2 separate regions of the Homo sapiens genome follow, and region 1 is linked to region 2. Evidence: chromatin contacts called from ENCODE POLR2A ChIA-PET data. All regions are on one chromosome and are shown on one strand. The core of a region is the stretch at or near the end of the contact, and the rest is flanking DNA. Distances in the headings are between cores, read along the strand shown. Region 1 overlaps LOC124903392 (a long non-coding RNA gene). Region 2 has its middle 72 kb from the start of EIF5.

Evidence for each region. ChIA-PET counts read pairs that join two places held with the same protein, here RNA polymerase II (POLR2A).
Region 1: POLR2A ChIA-PET joins it to region 2 with 11 read pairs in activated T-cell. The contact joins two enhancer-like sites. POLR2A ChIA-PET finds 5 or more read pairs at or near these places in 2 of 52 experiments (AG04450 and activated T-cell).

Annotation. Positions count from the first base shown.
Region 1 is chr14:103,537,281-103,543,319 of GRCh38, reverse strand. LOC124903392 (a long non-coding RNA gene) reads left to right here. Exons shown (of 2, transcript XR_007064357.1): 2 at 1-3,005. Among named protein-coding and RNA genes, the nearest start is that of TRMT61A, 11 kb to the right of the region's middle. RefSeq lists an enhancer at 495-1,214. Within about 2 kb of position 4,495, at least 6 of the 41 ENCODE cell types and tissues checked have a DNase peak (open chromatin) inside an H3K27ac peak, as active enhancers do.
Region 2 is chr14:103,258,927-103,264,624 of GRCh38, reverse strand. No RefSeq gene overlaps it. Among named protein-coding and RNA genes, the nearest start is that of EIF5, 72 kb to the left of the region's middle. Within about 2 kb of position 3,969, at least 26 of the 41 ENCODE cell types and tissues checked have a DNase peak (open chromatin) inside an H3K27ac peak, as active enhancers do.

The DNA.
Region 1 (6,039 bases), core at 3,246-5,745, 280 kb before region 2:
GGGCACCCCCGCCCCTCACCCACTGCTCCCTCACCCATCAGATGCATCCCCTCTGTGTCCCCAGGGCCCTCACAGGGCCTGCCTGGGCCAGCGCCCAGCAGCCATCTGCAGAATGAAGGAATGGGCTGAATGAACGAATGAAGCTTGAAGGGGCGGCCCCATGCACCCCATGTGTAAGTTGGGGGCTTGGTTATCTGTTTGCACCAAGTGACCCTCTCCCAGGGTCAGAGTAGTTGCCGTCCCCTCCCCCACCTCGGCCCCCCCTAATTTATGCTACGAGGGGAGCCAGCCACTCGCTGGTCCCCTGCCTGGCAGCGGCTTTGTCCCCAGGCGGATTCCCAACGGCTGCCTTTGGGAAGAAAGGGCCCTTCTCCGGCCGGTGGTGAGGTCACCAGGAGGGGCCTGGCGCACACAAAGGCCGCCCTCCCTGCCCCGCCCTGCTGGCAGCTGCCTCTTTGTCCCCAGGAGAGACGCTGAGGGGCCCCAGCTCAGCCTTGGAGGAGCCTGGGCTTCCATCCCAGGCGGGGCACAGAGCGGGGGAGCAGCAGGAGCAACCCCAACCCTGACTTTGCTCCTGATCAAGTGGCAACACCTGTTGAGGGGCAGCCCCTCCAGAGGGGGAGGGGCTGTGTCCAGCTGTCCGCCCGGGTCCCCAGGAGAGGCAGGCAGGCTTCTGGGGGTGGGGACGGCAGCTGCAGGAAGGGGTGAGGAACCTGAGGTGTTAGGAGCTGCCTGGGCAGTGTGACCCTGGTGATGGGGGCTCTGGGGCAACCATCCAGACGTGTGGACCAGCTGCTAAAACCATGCCTCCCTGCCGTGCACGCGGTGGAATGAGGGGCTGGCAGGCCTGGGGCACTCCTGGGCACTTCCAATGCCAGCCTCAAGGAGACTCCCACGAGCCCAGTTCGGGAGCTCCTGAGGGTACCCCTGGGACGGGCAGGGGACTGAGGCTCAGAGAGGGCAAGGCCTTTGGCCAAAGCCCCGCCCAGGGTGGTAGGGCTGGGACCCGCCCCTGCCCCAGCCTCCCTGCCTTCCCCAGGCAGAGCACAAAGGAGGCGTCCCTCCCCATGGAGGGCACTGGATACCTCCTGGTGTGGGGCAAAGGGCCCAGTGAGGCCAGCGAGGAACGGGTGGCAGAGACCAGAGTGGCAAAAGCCATGCAAACAGAGCAGCGGGGGCTGAGACCACCGGAGGGTGGCGGCACTGCCCGGCGGGTTCCACTGTGTGTTCACGGAGCGCCTACTGTACGCCTGGCTCACCCAGGACGGAAAGGAACTGTGTACACTCTTGGCCCACACGGAATGTGTGCTTTAGCCGGGACCCTGGGTGCCACTGCAGACAGCAGCTGGGGTCCGACCTCTACCCTCAGGGCTGGGGCAAGAGGCAGGGGCTGAGGCAGAGGGACGGAGGGCGTGTGTTGGGGGAGGGCGAGGGCTGGCCGCTGTGCCCAGAAGCTCAAGAACCGTCTGTGAGGTGGGGAAGGCCACCGGGCACGGCGACCTCCTAGCCTCCCTCCTCCTGGCCACCAGCTGGGCCCAGAGCTCCTTAGCAGGGCCATCCACGGAGGGGGAGGATGTGGAGCCTGAAGGGAGCCACTGGACAGGGACAGCCACAGGGGCCCTGTGGCTCTGGCAGAGCCTGGCTGGCAGGGCTGGGGGCTACTGAGTCTGGGGCCAGGAGAGGGGTGGCAGGGGATGGAGGCTCCACCAGAACTCCAAGCCCTGTTCTGAACCCCATGAGGGCCTGCCTACACCTGGGGGCACCAGCCAGGCAGGCACAGTCAGAGGCAGGAGAGGCGGGGAGTGCCGGCGGCCCCGAGACAGAGGCCACGAAGAGGTGAGCAGGCCAGAGCTCGGGGCTGCAGGAGCCATCGAGGCACCCTCCGACCAGGTCCTCAGTTGGGTGGGGGCTGGCATCAGGGAGTGTTGAAGCCCCACCAGGAGGGTGGCTGCCCTTCACCCTGAGGGGCCAGGCAGCCAGTGAGCCTCAATGGCCTGAGGGTGGGGGTGCACGCCACATTGCTGAGGGACAGGTGTGGCCTGGGCCCCTCAGGGTTTCCCCGCCAAGAAGCGTCTGCTTCCCCGTTGCCTGGCACCCAGAATGTCTATTGTGCCTGTCGCCCCCACTGTCCCCACCCCATCCATGGCCAGCCCCCCGCCCACAGCTGGCCCAGCATTCCTCTGCAGGGCCCGTGTCTCTGCAGGCCCAGGGCTTCCAGGCAGGGGCCAGGCCCCGGACTGCATTCAGCCTACATGTGCCATGCCAGCACCCTGGGTGACAGGCTGGGTCCTGCCAGCTACCAGTGCTGGCCACTGGCCTGGGGCATCTCTCCTTTTTTTATTTTTTAATCATTTGTAGAGACAGGGTTTCCCTGTGTTGCCCAGGCTGGGCTCAAGCGATCCTCCCATCTTGGCCTCAGGCATGAGCCACCACACCCAGTCTCCTTTTTTCAAAAATAAAAACTTTTGGAAATTGTCAAAGAAATGCACCAGCAGAATCGTGTGAAGAATCCTGTACGCAGCTCCCAGGAGTCTGTGGCCAGCCTGGTTTGAGGTCTACTCCCCTTCCTCCCCAACCCTGTTATTCAGAGTTGGATCTCAGCCACCCTGTCATTCCCCAGCACTTTGTCAGCATGCTCGCAAATGTGGCCACTCCTTAAACTCACAAAACGGCCACTCAAGCTTCAAGCTTCCCAACTGTCCTATTTTGTAAAAGACATTTGGTTTATTCAAACTGGGGCCCAGCGGGGTCTGCGCACAGCTACCTGCTGTTGCTGCCTCAGTTTCTCTCTGGGAGCACGAGGGCATTCACAGGGGAGCAGCAGGGAGCGACAGGGTCTGGGGCTCAGAAGCAGACAGTCCAGCCACACCGGGTGAAACTGAGCTGCAACTGACAGTGCAGCCTCAGAGGATCAACCAGCTGCTTGCAGGAAGCTGCCAGAGAGCTGCCGCTTCAGTTAATAACGGGGGTTTTTATTTAAGAAATAAAAAGAAATGTTTGCGAGACTCCCGGGTCTTCCAGCAGTGATTCTCAAATTTGAGTACCAGAGCACCTGGAGGCTTGGGGAAAGGGGGCCCCCTGGGCCCTGCCTTGGAGTTTCGGCTCAGCAGGGGTGGGGTGGGGACGACGCTGACCAGCCGGTCCAGGGGCCACATCTTGAGATGCTTAGTGTCACGGGCACTTCAGGAACATACCTGTGGCTAAAGTTTAGCAATGGTGTCGTCACCTAGAACACGGGAACTGCCTTGTGGGTTTTTAAAGATTAAAGAACCAGCCGGGCGCGGTGGCTCACGCCTGTAATCCCAGCACTTTGGGAGGCCGAGGTGGGTGGATCTTGAGGTCAGGAGATCAAGACCATCCTGGCTAACACGGTGAAACCCTGTCTCTACTAAAAATACAAAAAAAAAAAAAAAAAAAAAAAATTAGCCAGGCGAGGTGGCGGATACCTGTAGTCCCAGCTACTCGGGAGGCTGAGGCAGGAGAATGGCGTGAACCCGTGAGGCGGAGCTTGCAGTGAGCCGAGATCGCGCTACTGCACTCCAGCCCGGGCGACAAAGCAAGACGGTCTCCAAAAAAAAGATTAAAGAACCAAAATCAGCGTGCCTGGCATGTGGTAGGCATATCTATCTCTCTGTGCAGGAGGCACCTACTATGCTGCTACGAGGATGGCTTCAGCACCCACCTGGTGGCAGCATACGCAGGTGACAGCACAGATGCAGGCTCTGAGGGCCTGTGACACCACCCACCTCAGCCCTCTCAAGGCTGCTCTGGGATGAGGAGGGCCCGACACGGGAAAATGGATAGGAAACAAGACACGGGGTGAAGTCCTGGGCTGGGGGAAACAAGCCCCCAAAAGCCTGGCGGAGCAGGACGGCCTGCTCTGACCCATGCCCTTCAACCACGTTAGAAGAGCCCAGGACAGACCGGGAGGGGCGAGAGGAGGGCGGCTTGGGGCAGTGGCATGCAGGCCCCTAAGTCTCAGGAGCTGAGGGGCATGGGTGGCAGAGCACCAGAGGGCCAGGCACAGGCGCCACCCTCCCCGCAGCCCCTAGCTGGTGTCCTCATCTGTCAGGGGGCACTGCCGTGCTTTGCTCCCCTACCTGGCCCTGCGCGGGAAGCTGGTGGGACCTGAGGCACGGAAGGGAGCATGGGGTGGGAGCATGGGAGGGAGGGGGCCTGCCATGGGGGGCCAGGAGGTGAGGACGCCCCTCCCCACTCCCGTCCCCTCTGCTTTGCTGCTTCTAGAAGTGCCTGCACTGGCCTGCCCCCTCTTTGAAGGGACAGATGTCGGGGAGAAAGCTGATTATTGTCAAAGGCTGGAGGCTGTGACCGGAGATCTCGGTGAGCGTGACCCAATTCTGAGCTATTCTCAGCCTGGTGGGAGCAAGTTATTCCCTCCCACCAACGCCACTGCTTTGGAGGCGGCCTGACTTTGAAACGCCCTCGTCCTGGCTACCGGGCTGGGCCACACAGGCTCCCCTGGGCACAGAGGCTCCGCGTGGGGAGGGCCCATGGGCTGGCAAGGCCACTGCTGGGGCAGGGCAGCAGGCTGGTCCCACTGTGCCCCTCCTTGTTCACTGATGACCCACCGGGGGCAGGGCCCAACCCGCTGGCTCCGGGGTGCACACACCTGGCACCCAGCCTGTCTGCTGCCAACCCGCTGGCCACCTCGGGAAGCGACTTCTCTCGAGGCTAAGTTCCAGTGTCCAGGAGTGGGCAGTGCGCAGAGCTCCTGAGACAGAAAGGCCCGTCCACTCCCCCACTCCACACCGACCCACACCTGCCACACAGGGTCCAGGCCACCACCGCTCCCGCAGCCACAGCTCACTCTGCACTGTGTGCCCAGATCTGGGTCTGGCTCCTGGGAGCCCCGAAGGGCAGGCCTGGGCGTCCTGAATGGGCAGGGGCTGGCACGTGGGAGGCACTCAACCCATGCATACTGATGACAGCGCCCACCCTCTGTGGCTGGTGAGGACAGGGCGCGAGGCCCGGCAGTTGCTCACTCCCTCCTGAGGGCATCAGGAGCCAGGCCCCTCTCTGGGGACCCTCTCGCTCAAGGCCCCTCCAGGCTGGCGTGCGAGCCCAACAGCCCCGGGGCTGTGGGGGCACTGAGTCCAGTGCCCACCCTGCTTAGAGCAGCTTTGGAAATGGCACTTGCCAGCCCAGAGGCTGGAAGTGCACCCTCTCCACCCACTGCTTCTGGGGCACCTCCCACCCCCCTGCATGACTTGCCCACCCTTCTCCAATGTCCACCTGCACAGGTGTCTCCTTTTCTGAGGAACCTTCCAGGACTCTGCCTGAAAACTCTCTGCCCTCTAGGGTCATGCACTGGGGAACCACTTATGGCCAGGATTCCGGAGTTGCAGCTCTGTGCCTCAGTTTCCCTACCTGTGCAGTGGACTGTTGGGGGACTCGGGTCCCCTGGCAGCCCACGTATCCTCCATCTTCTGGCCCAGAGGTGGTGGGTGGAGAGAGCAAAGCCGCAATGGAGGCAGAGAAGAGGGAGTGGAGGGGACAGCCCCAGACCTAGGCTGCAGGGGTGAGGGCCTCTTGGGCCCTCAGGGGCAACCCTGCCTCATCACATGCTACTAGACAGGGTGTGCCCCCACCGGCCTGCTGCCCTCCACCCACCCAGAAACCCTGCCCTGGTCCCCACCCGTGAAGCCCAGGTTGGGCCCAGGCCTCTGGGGCTCTTGGGTGAGGGGCTGGGCCCTGAGGCAGGCATGGGTGGGGCAGAGTGAGGCCCAGGAGCAGCTGACACCCCGGGGCTTCCTGAGGGAGGGGTACTCTAATCTCGGCTCTAGGGCAGTTCCCAGGACTAGGACCCTCCAAGCAGCTGAGTCAGAGCCAGGGTCTGGGACCTTCCAGGGCTTGGGCAGCTGGGAGTCATGTGCCACTGTCTCAGTGCAGGACAGCAGGGTGAGCGGGGAGGAATTGCCAGGGAAAATCTGAGGGCCACAGGCGAGTACACACTGGGCCAGGCAGGGAGTTTCTGGTGAATCCGTGCCCCATGATGAGCCCGTGCTGCTGACTCGCGCT
Region 2 (5,698 bases), core at 2,720-5,219:
ACAAAAAAAAAAAAAAAATTAGCCCGGCAAGGTGGTAGACACCTGTAATCCCAGCTACTTGGGAGACTGAGGCAGGAGAACCTCTTGAATCTGGGAGGAGGAGGTTGCTGTGAGCTGAGATCGTGCCACTGCACTCCAGCCTGGGTAACAAGATAGAAACTCCGTCTCAAAAAATATAGATATACATGTATAGACTGGCTGAATGGATTAAAGTACAGGACCCAACTCTATGTTGCCTACAAGAAACTCACTTCACTTGTGAAGACACATATAGACTGAAAGTGAAGAGATGAACAAAGATATTCTATGCAAATGAAACCCAAAAGTGAGCAGGAATAGCTATACTTAGATAAATCAGACTTTAAGTCAAAAACTATAAAGAGAGACAAAGAAGGTCATTATATAATGATAAAGTGATCAATTTAAGCAAGATGGTAAAGCAGTTCTTAATATATATGCATCCAACACTGGAGCACCCAGATATATAAAGTAAATGTTATTAGTTCTAAAGGGAGAGGTAGATTCCGATACGATAATAGTTAGGGAATTTAACACCCTACTCTCAGGATTGAACAAATAATCTAGACAGAAAATCAACCAAAAAAAATAGATTTAAACTGTATTTTAGACCAAATGAACCTAACACACATCTACAGAACATTTTACCTGACAGATGCAGAATATATATTCTTCTCATCAGCACATGGATCGTTCTCCAGGACAGATCATATGTTACGCCACAGACAAGCCTCAAAATATTTTAAAAAGTCAAAATCAATCACATATCTTATCAGACAACATTGGAATGAAACTAGAAGTCAATAACAAGAGGAACTTTGGGAACTATATAAACTCATGTAAATTAAACACCATGCTCCTGAATGACCACTGGGTCAATGAGGAAATTAAGATAAAAATCCAAAAATTTCTTAAAACAAATGAAAACAGGAACACAACATACCAAAACCTATGGGATACAGCAAAAGCAGTGTGAAGAGAGAAGTTTATAGCAATAAAAGCCTATATTAAAAAATAGAAAGATTTCAAATAAATAAGTTGATGATGTACCTCAAGGAACTGGAAAAGCAAAATCAAATAAAACCCAAAATCAACCAAAGGAAAGAAATAAAATCAGAACAGAACTAAACAAAATAAAGATGAAGAATCAATACAAAGGATCAACAAAACAAAAAGTTAGTTTTTAAAAAATACAAGAAAAATTGATGAACCACTAGCTATACTAACAAAAAAAATAGAAGACCCAAATAAAATCAGAAATGACAAAGGAGACATTACAATGAACACACAGAAATACAAAGGATCATTAGAGACTGTTATGAACAACTATACACTAATAAATTGGAAAACCTAGAGGAAATAAAGTCCTGAATATATATATCCTACTAAGATTGAACCAGGAAGAAACAGAAAACCTGAACAGACAAATAATGAGTAATGAGATTGAATCAGTAATGAAACATCTTCCAACAAAGAAAAGCCGAGGACCAAATGGTTTTACTGCTGAATTTTACTAAAATTATAAAGAACAGGTAACATCAATTCTTCTCAAACTATTCCAAAAAGTGGAAGAGGAAGGAATTCTTCCTAACTCATTCTATGAAGCCAGAATTACCCTGATATCAAAAATAAGACAAGGACATGACAAAAGAAGAAAGAGAAAACTACAGGCCAGTATCTCTGATAAACATAGACGCAAAAATCTTCAACAAATACTAGCAAACTGAATCCAACAACACATCAAAAAGATAATACACCATGATCAAGTGGGATTTATTCCAGGGATGCAAGGGTGGTTCAACATATACACATCAATAAATGTGATATATCACATCAACAGAATGAAGAATAAAAACTATATGATCATCTCAATAGATGCAGAAAAAGCATTTGATAAAATTCAACATCCCTTCATGATAAAAACTCTCAACAAATTAAGTATAGAGGGAACATACCTCAACATAATGAAGGCAAACTATTCATCTGACAAAGGACTAATATCCAGAAGATACAAGGATTCAAACAACTCAACAGCCAAAAAACAACCACATTAAAATGGGCAAATGATCTGAATGGACATTTAGCAAAAGAAGACATACAAATGACCCACAAGTATATGAAAACATGCTCAACATCGCTAATCATCAGGGAATTACAAGTTAAAACCACAGTGAGATATCATCTCCTCCCAGTTAGAATGGCTATTTCAAAAAGACAACAAATAAATGCTGGTGAGGTGGCGGAGAAAAGAGAACTCTTATACAACATTGGTGGGAATGAACATTAGCATGCCATTATGAAAAACAGTATGGAGAATTCTCAAAATACTAAATATAGAACTACCATGTGATCCAGCAATCCCACTCCTGGATATTTATCCAAAAGAAAGGAGATCAGTATATCAAAGGGATACCTGCACTCACATGTTTAGTGCAGCACTATTCACAGTGGCCAAGATACGGAATCAACCTATATGTCCAGCAACAGATGAATATATATGTGTATGTGTATACAATTTGAATACTATTTGCCCATAAAAAATAAAACGCTGTCATTTGCAGCAACATGGATGGAACTGGAGGTTATTATGTGAATTGAAATAAGCCAGGCACAAAAAGACAAATATTGCATGTTTTCATTCATATGTGGGAGTTTTAAAAGTGGATCTCATAGAGATAGAAAGTAGAAAGATAAGTTACCAGAGGCTGGGAAAGGTGCAGCGTGGGGATGAAGAGAGATTGATTACTGAGTACAAACATACAATTAGAAGGAATAAGTTCTAGTGTTTGATAGCATAGTAGGGTGAGTATAATTAAAAATAATTTCTTGTATACTTCAAAATAGCTAGAAGATGGCCAGGCACCATGGCTCACACCTGTAATCCCAGCACTTTGGGAGGCCGAGGCGGGTGGATCACTTGAGGTCAGGAGTTTGAGACCAGGCTGGCCAACACGGTGGAACCCTATCTCTACTAAAAATACAAAACTTAGCCAGGTGTGGTGGTGTATGCTTGTAGTCCCAGCTACTTGGGAGGCTGAGGCAAAAGAATTACTTGAACCCGGGAGGCGGAGTTTGCAGTTAGCCGAGATCGCGCCACTGCACTCCAGTCTGAGACAGAGCAAGACTTCATCTCAAGGAAAAAAAAAAAAAAAGCTAGAAGAGAAGATATGAAATGTTCCCAACACATAGAAATGGCAAATATTTGAGGTGATGAATATTCTAATACCCTGATTTGATCATTATAAATTGTATGCATGTATTACAATATCCCATGTCCCCCATAAATATGTACAATTATTGTGTACCAACAAAATAAATATGAATTCTAGAAAAAAAACTGTAGTTACTAAAAAATACTGCTGGACATTGTTCTGTGTGGGAGACGCGAGAGGGGAGAAGAAAGGGCACAATACACAATACTATTAAGGGTAAACACCTTTATTCCAAGTATATGGCAATACAGACATAATAAGCAAATCGCAGTGGGAAAGGGAGAAGAAGAGCTATGTCTATATATATTTACACCCACCAGACTATGGAGGAAGCATTACTAGCTTTGAGCTTGATCAGTCAAGACATAGGCCTGGCATTGGGCCAGGGCCAGTCTGGAAGTCAAATTAGCATTTTCCTTTTCCAGCTTACATTTCTTTTGTAGCAACCGGTCCCTATCTTGACACATTAACTTATAAGCAGTAAGCAAGCAGCATCCATGCCAGGAAATTCCCTCGGCATCCCCTTATCAAACTAGAATTTCCTGCAGCACCTCACACACAGCCAACAGTTCAAAATGCACTAACTTAGATTCCCAATTTTCACAAAAGCCAGTTCCCCTGGACTATTCAGTCGCCGAGGGGGAGAACTGGGGAAGTTCCCATCCCGGGATGTGGGAAGTCCCCGAGCCTCCAGCCCAGTCCCTGCGACTGGAAAGTGGCATACTTTCGTTTTCGAATCCTGTTCCTGATACCAAAAGTTTCTGTGTGGGAAATGCCCGGGGGGTGAAGAAAAGGCACACACGATACTTTTAAGGGCAAACAGCCTTCATCCCAAGTATATGGCAACACAAATATAATAAGCAAATCACAGTGGGAAAGGGACAAGAAAAGATATATCTGTATATATTTACACCCACTGGACTATGGAGGAAGCATCACCAGACAGGGAAGCAGCAGCCTGGGCTCCAGAGTCGGCCGCCCGTCCGCGCACAGACGAGGAGAGTTCTTGCGGAGCTTCGGCGGGGTCTGGGACCCTCACCCTTTTGTAGTATTCCTTTTTTGGCCTGAGCCCCAGGCACGAGGGCCCTTCATGACTGGACTCAGGGAATACAGGAAGGTTAGCCTATTCTGTAGATTCTGTTGTTTGTTTGCCTTAAGGTAGAAAATGTACCTTACCAGAACAATCAGTATAGGTTATTAGCTCCCAGGCAGATGCCCAGAGGCTATTTACTGGCACATAACCATTCCTTGTGTTCAAGTTCAATGGAGTTCAAATTTAATATTTAACTTTTCCTCCACATGGCTCACACCTATAATCCCAGCACTTTGGGAGGCCAAGGCGGGTGGATCACTTGAGGTCAAGTGTTTGAGACCAGTCTGGCCAATGCGGCGAGACCCCTGTCTCCACTAAAAACACAAAAATTAGCTGGGCATGGTGGCGCGCACCTGTAGTTCCAGCTACTTGGGAAACTGAGGCAGGGGAATCACTTGAATCTGGGAGGCAGAGGTTGCAGTAGCTGAGATCGTGCCACCGCACTCCAGCCTGGGTGACAGAGCAAGACTCCATCTCAAAAAAAAAAGTGACAAACATTTGAGACGATGAATATCCTAATACCCTGATCTGATCATTACAGATTGTATGCATGTATTACAATATCCCACGTACCCCATAAATATGTACAATTATTGTGTACCAATAAAAATAAATAAATATGAGTTATAGAAACAAAAAACCCTATAATTACTACAAACCCTTCTGGATGTGTAGAATATCATTGTGGACACAGTGAGAGACACATGAACTGCAAGAAAGGTGTGAGGTGAGACCCAGGACATGGAATAGAAGTACGGGGGCACAGAGTCTGTCCCCTGCTCTGCCGCCCGGTGGGCATGTTTCTGTGGTCTGGAGCCCCTCTTTGTCCTGGCTTCTGTCTTTGGTGCTTGGCTACCTTTGTGCCCCACCTTGTCCTTGCACATCATGGTAGCAATATTTTGAGGGGTGCAATGCAGGCGCCCGCCCCAGAGGCTGTGCACGTGCTTCTGGGCGAACTCCCTTTGTGCGCCCAGTACAGCGTGGAGGGGATTTCCCGTAGACACCCCACTCCAGGACCCAAGGGTTGTGTTGTTTTCCCTCCCCCAGAGCCCATGGGAATCAATGTTCTCATTCACCCCCTAAACTCTCCTGGGTCCTCCTGCTTGGCTGACCCCACAGAGTCCTGCTTCCCTTCCATTGGGTCTGGTGATTATCTTGCCAGCATTCCAGTTTTTTAAAAAGACACTTTTTTTTTTTTTGAGACAAAATCTCTCTTTGTTGCCCAGGCTGGAGTACAGTGGTGTGACCATGGCTCACTGTAGCCTTGACCTGCTGAGCTCAAGCCATCTTCCTGCCTCAGCCTCTCCAGTAGCTGAGGCTACAGGTGTGCACTACCACACCCGGCTAATTAAAAACTTTTTTTTTTTTAGAGACA